Regions from separate parts of the Homo sapiens genome. Here region 2 is linked to region 1. A link is an interaction called in ENCODE POLR2A ChIA-PET data of the cell type or tissue named here. Cell type or tissue: PC-9. All regions are shown on one strand. Links, peaks and the distances in the headings refer to the core of each region. The heading gives the core; the rest is flanking DNA.

Region 1 (2,902 bases), core at 129-2,628:
ACTTGTGGCCATTTCTGCTGCCCTGACGGGGCAGGATGGACTTGCCCATTCCGTCTGCCCTTTTAAGTCAGTCAACTGTCCAGCCTTTGGCTCAGTCCAGCTGTTCTCCTCAGGGCCGGTGCCTGCAGCTGACAACCCCCCTGGGGCCTCCTCCCTCCCCAGGGTTGGCAGGGTGCCTCTGTAGCCCCTTGGCTTTCTCTCCTCCATGCCGCAGTCCCTTGGCATCTTTCTAATCCCCTTTCCCCCAGGAGGTCTTGTTTCAGCCTCATCTGATCAGCCCTCACCTCCCAACCCCTTCTCCTGGCTGTTCCAGCCTCTAGCTTGAGATTCCAGGGGATGGGGAGGGGACAGGCCCTGTTTCCACCACGCTCGGTCTTTTCCCGTCCAGCTGGCATGGGGAGGATCTTCCCTTGCTGGCCTTCACACGCTGTGCCGTTTCCGTCTGCTTCCAGCTCATTAGTGCAGGTATGATGGGAGCCAGACTTGCCTCTTGCCCAACACTGACCTCACGGCTCCTGCTCAGCGACCCCTTCCCGTCCCCTGCCCCAGCTCCCAGTGCTTCCCACCCAGTCTGGAACACTTGGATACAGCACACAGTGTGCGGCCTCCTCCCTACACCTGGCCCCTCCACAGGTTCTCACTCTCTCTCTCAGATTTTCCCTGGCCTGGTTCTCTTTCAGGGTCTGGAAATGGGGAGGCCTTTCTGCCTGGGCAGCCTGTGGATCTAGCCAAACCTTCCTCAGCCAACCCCAAGCCAGGGTGAAAGTCCACTGGCAGGTTTTGTTGGGGCGAGCTAAGGAGGTAGTGAACTCCCAGGGCTGGACAGGACCCCCTCAAATCATCTTAGCCCTTCCAGTGTCTTCTGGGAAACATCACAACCATCCCGGATTGCTGAGCATTTACCAGTTTTCTTGGACAACTGACTTCCCCACTTCCCCTTACCTTTAATAAGAAGAAACGTCACATGAACCGTTTTTTGTTTTGTTTTGTTTTGTTTTGAGACAGGGTCTCACTCTGTTGCCCAGGCTGGGGTGCAGTAGTGCGATCTCAGCTCACTGCAACCTCTGCCTCCCCTGCTCAAGTGATCCCTACCACCTCAGCCTCCCGAATAGCTGGGACTACAGGGCATGCACCACCACGCTCGGCTAATTTTTTGTATTTTTGGTGGAGACAGGGTCTTGCTGTGTTGTAAAGGCTGGTCTCAAACTCCTGAGCTCAAGTGATCCACCTGCCTCAGCCTTCCAAAGTGCTGGGATTGTAGGTGTGAGCCACTGCACTTGGCCACGATCCTTTTTTAATGCGTAGAATCTCTTGCTGCCCTCACTCCCTGCACATACTCACCCACCCAGCCTGTGTTGCACTGACTTATTTTCCACTGCAGTTTTTGTCAACTCCCCTTTTCTTGTGCTCAGTGTGAAGAATACCGCTCACTGTCTTCTATATGGGACAAACAAGCAAATGAAGAAAACGCCTTGGTATAGGTGAAGATCTGACAGAGCCTGCCCTTGGCCTCCTTTTTCTTCAGGCTGAGGGGTTCCAAGGCCTTTCTTCTGGGGACATATAAACTGCCCATCCTGCTGCTCCTTCATGCCTTACCCTCTTGGTTTGCCCTTAGTTATCCCCACCTCTGTTAAGGACTCCGGCAGCTGAGCCTGTACCTCTAGCCCAGGTGGGCATTGAAATGCACATGTGGGTTGTGAAATCACCATAGTGAGTCACAACCAGCATTAAAAACAAAACAGGGCCAGGCGTGGTGGCTCACGTCTGTAATCCCAGCACTTTGGGAGGCCGAGGCAGGTGGATCACCTGAGGTCAGAAGTTCAAGACCAGCCTGGCCAACATGGTGAAAACCCGTCTCTACTAAAAATACAAAAATTAGCTGGGCATGGTCATGGGTGCCTGTAATCCCAGCTACTAGGGAGGCTGAGGCAGGAGAATTGCTTGAACCTGGGAGGCAGAAGTTGCAGTGAGCCGAGATGGTGCCATTGCACTCTAGCCTGGGCAACAAGAGCGAAACTCCATCTCAAAAAAAAAAGTAATTAGTATGAGTTGTGGTTAAAAGGTTTGAAAGCCACTGCTCCCAGCTGACATGTGCTGCTGGTACCATTTGGTGTGGAAGTGGGAACACAGTCATCTGTGAGCCTGATGGGCCCCAGTGTTTCCTTAGATTCAGGGCATGTGGAAGAAAAGACCAGAGAAGGCAAAACCTGGGACACTGTCTCCTGGAACCCAGGGGAGCAATATGGGCTATGGGATGGTTGTTTGTGGAATGGGGGCTGGGGGTGGAGGGGCTGCAGGTCAGATGGTCCCCGGAGTTCCTTTTGGCTCTGAGGTTCTGCTGAGGCCCACTTCACACTACCTTTACCTTTCCCCTCCCACATCCTGGGAGAGTAACCTGAGGTCCCTTGGTTCCAACTCCTCCTGCCACGAAATATAGTATTAGGAAGCAGTGTAGTTCTAATTCCTTGTCACATGGGATGCCCCCTGTGGCTGGGCATGCAGCAGTTCGGAGATCAAGATTGCCATCTGTACAATGGGAAGCATGTACTGTTGCTGTCACCTCCTCCTTCCTCCCCAGCTGGAGTTCTTGTACAGAGACAAGAAAGAAAGATGTTTGACTTGACTTCATGAGGCAGGCTCAAAGCATGCACTTGGCTCTTTTTCCTTCAGCTCTGTTACCTAGCCTGGTTGGCATTTTCCTTGCAGTTTTGGGGCAGTTTCCTCGTATTAATGAATGAGCAGAATGAACGACTGCAAGCTCTGTGAGGGGGCCTGGCACATAGAAGATGCCCAGGAAATGTTGGCTGGGAGAATGGATTGCCTCTTGTGTGTCCTTTTTGGTGACCAGGCAGCACCGTAGCTTGTCAGGCCCACTCTGGGAGTTGTCAAGGATTCCTTCCCC
Region 2 (2,902 bases), core at 290-2,789, 410 kb after region 1:
TGCCGTTTCCTAACCTTAGTTCCCACGTCTGCAAAACGCAGGTAATGACAGTATCTACCTCATAGAGTGCTGTGAAGCTTAAGTGCCTGGCACCTAAGGAAGAGACCAAGACAAGTACATGGTGGCTCTTATCACCCTTATAGGACAGTGTGTATCTTTCAGAATCTTCCTCTCTAACATCTGCCTTCTGGCCATGGAGCTTCCTTCTGGTAACACACAAAAGAAATCCACTTCCTTTGCATATCTGAAGACAGCTCTGTACCACTGATAATAACACTCCGGAGGCTTGTGTCTCATTGTGTCCTCCGTGTCTCATAGTGTCTCATTGTATCCTCGGAACGACTATAGAAATTGGGGGCGATTGCGTCCATTTTACAGATGAATATACTGTGGACCCAAGCTCTCTCCTGCCAATTCCTTCAACAAAAACGATAACAAGCCCCAGAAGCCTGCTTAGAAAGGAACACGAGGCTCAGAAAACCTGGATCCCAGCCGGAGGCTATTTTGGGAAGGTGCCTTGGGGACTGGCAGGCAGGGTCAGGGATGGCAGGGAAGGTGGGTGAGAGAGGTTGGACCTCCACCCTTCTTGGCTGTCCCTTTGGGGCCCCAAGAATCAGGCACGATGGGCATTCATGGGCACAGGTGGTCTGACAGAGCTTGAGGGGCAAGGTCTGCCTGTGCCTGGGGCTGGCATGGGCTGGCAGGGAGGCCCTTGGACCATTCCCAGAGGGAGACAGGGGATTAAGGGGGGTTAGGGAGGTGGTCCCAGAGGGTCCATGCAGAGTAATGGGATTAGCTCTTGGGCAGTGAGTGAAAGTTATTATCGTGTGGGGCCTCTGGCCTCCCACCCAAGGCTGCAGCTGTCACCCATCCTGGGAGGCACCAACAGCCCCCTCCACCCCCACCTTGGGGCAGGCTGGCACCTCTTCTCCCCACAGGCTTTTCTGCTGTGGTCATCTGCCTAGGGGCTGGCCGCCTAGCTTTAGCCTCCTGTCGGTCCTTGGCAGACTGGGCCACCCACACAGTATGCTCTAGACTTGCTCTGTGCCTCGGTTTCCCCTTGAACAGAAAGATACAAGAAGGTGCTTGAGATCCTCTGAGGCATGGGGGTTCGGAGCCAGGCCCCCTGGGTTTCCGGCTCTGCCACGCATTCGCTGTGTGACCCTAGGTACATCTGTCAGCCTCTCTGTGTCCTAATTGGTAAAATGGGGGCAGTAGCAGAGCAGCGTTAGGGTTTTCATAGCGGAGGGCTGGGTAGGGAGCATAGGGTCGGCCTGTTGGTGCTGGGCACCTCCTAGAGGTCGGGGCCGCGGAGGGCTGCGGGCCTAGGGCCTAATGACAAGAAGGGACCAGTCTTGTCGGAGCCTCGCAGCCCCTGCGAGGCGGGTGAAAGGCAGCGCCTGAGCGAAGCCGCAAGCGGGAGACTTCGGAGACGCTCCCGGCTCCCTCTAGCGGTGGCCGCGCGAGTGGCGCGGCGCGAGCGCGATCCCCTCGGGGTGGGAGGAGACCAGAGAGGCAGGTGGCGGTTGCCGGTCCGGGAATCTGGGCCAGTCCGCCTTCCTCCAAGGCATCAGAGGGGAGGGATTTCAAGGGTCCTCAAAGGTTCCCCTTCTTAAGCAATGCATAGCACCCATCCTAGGAGCGTCCGTCCGTTCACTTGTATGTCTGTCCGAATGGAAGTGCCTCCTTGGGCCAGGTGCGGTGGCTCACGCCTATAATCCCAGCACTTTGGGAGGCCAAGGCGGGCAGATCACTTGAGGTCAGGAGTTGGAGACCAGCCTGGCCAACATGGTGAAACCTCGTCTCTACTAAAAAACAAAAAATTAGCCAGGCGTGGTGGCGCATGCCTGTAATCCCAGCTACTTGAGAGGCTGAGGCAGGAGAATCGCTTGAATCGGGGAGGCAGAGGTTGCAATGAGCTGAGGTAGCACCACTGCACTCCAGCCTGAGTGACAGAGTGAGACTCAACTATAAACAAACAAACAAACAAACAAATAAATAAAGGGCCTCCTTGGAGGCCCAACACATCAGGGACATCTCATCCACCGCTTACTCCTCCCAAGCCCAGCAGAGCAGGGAGGGTGGCGGAGCATTTGCCCAGTGTGCACGGCTAATGCCATCCCGTCCACGTGATCAAGTGGTACCTGGAAGAACCTGACAAGGCAGCTCCAGACTAAGGACAAGTCAACCCCTTTTCTAGCCTGTTTCCTCATGGTGAACTGACAGGGTGGGACTAGGTCAGTAGTTCCACCTTTTCACTCGGAAGAGCCCCATCACCCCGTTTTTTAGAGACAGGGTCTTGCTTTGTCACCCAGGCTGGAGTACAGTGGTGCCTCCACAGCTCACTGCAGCCTCGACCTCCTGGGCTCAAGTGATCCTCCTGCCTTGGCCTCCCAAAGTGCTGTGATTACCGGCGTAAGCCACCGCACCCGGCCCAGGGAGGCACTTCCATTCGGACAGACATACAAGCTAATGGACAGACGCTCCTAGGTGTGAGCCACTGCACCCGGCCAACTTTTACGTAATTTTAAAGAGAAGAAAAAAGTTCACATTCATGCAGTGGAATACTGTGCTGCTATTCCACATTCAATCTCCAAGACAGTATTTATTTATTTTTTTTTAGACGGAGTTTCGCTTTTGTTGCCCAGGCTGGAGTGCAATGGCGCAATCTCGGCTCACTGCAACCTCCACCTCCCGGGTTCAAGCTATTCTCCTGCCTTAGCTTCCTGAGTAGCTGGGATTACAGGCATGTGCCACCACGCCAGGCTAATTTTGTATTTTTAGTAGAGATGGGGTTTCTCCATGTTGGTCAGGCTGGTCTCGAACTCCTGACCTCAGGTGATCCACCCGCCTTGGCCTCCCAAAGTGCTGGGATTACAGGCATGAGCCACTGCGCCCGGCT

Evidence for each region. Peaks named below come from ENCODE experiments on the same cell type or tissue, not always from the same donor. Only the 100,000 strongest peaks of a DNase experiment are listed, where the experiment ranks them.
Region 2: POLR2A ChIA-PET joins it to region 1 with 5 read pairs; 1 of 35 experiments calls an interaction of 5 or more read pairs at or near these places.

What each region holds. Positions count from the first base shown.
Region 1 is chr14:74,628,631-74,631,532 of GRCh38, reverse strand. No RefSeq gene overlaps it. Among named protein-coding and RNA genes, the nearest start is that of LTBP2, 18 kb to the right of the region's middle. RefSeq lists enhancers at 1-139, 140-789. In PC-9, for the core only: no CTCF peak of the experiment used is centred there; a DNase peak (open chromatin) is centred at 1,687.
Region 2 is chr14:74,216,374-74,219,275 of GRCh38, reverse strand. It overlaps LOC105370564 (a long non-coding RNA gene), which reads left to right and starts at 1,512. Exons shown (of 3, transcript XR_944025.3): 1 at 1,512-1,696. In PC-9, for the core only: CTCF peaks have their summits at 1,244 (motif pointing left) and 1,448 (motif pointing left); a DNase peak (open chromatin) is centred at 1,435; H3K4me3 peaks cover 311 bases; H3K27me3 peaks cover 2,459 bases.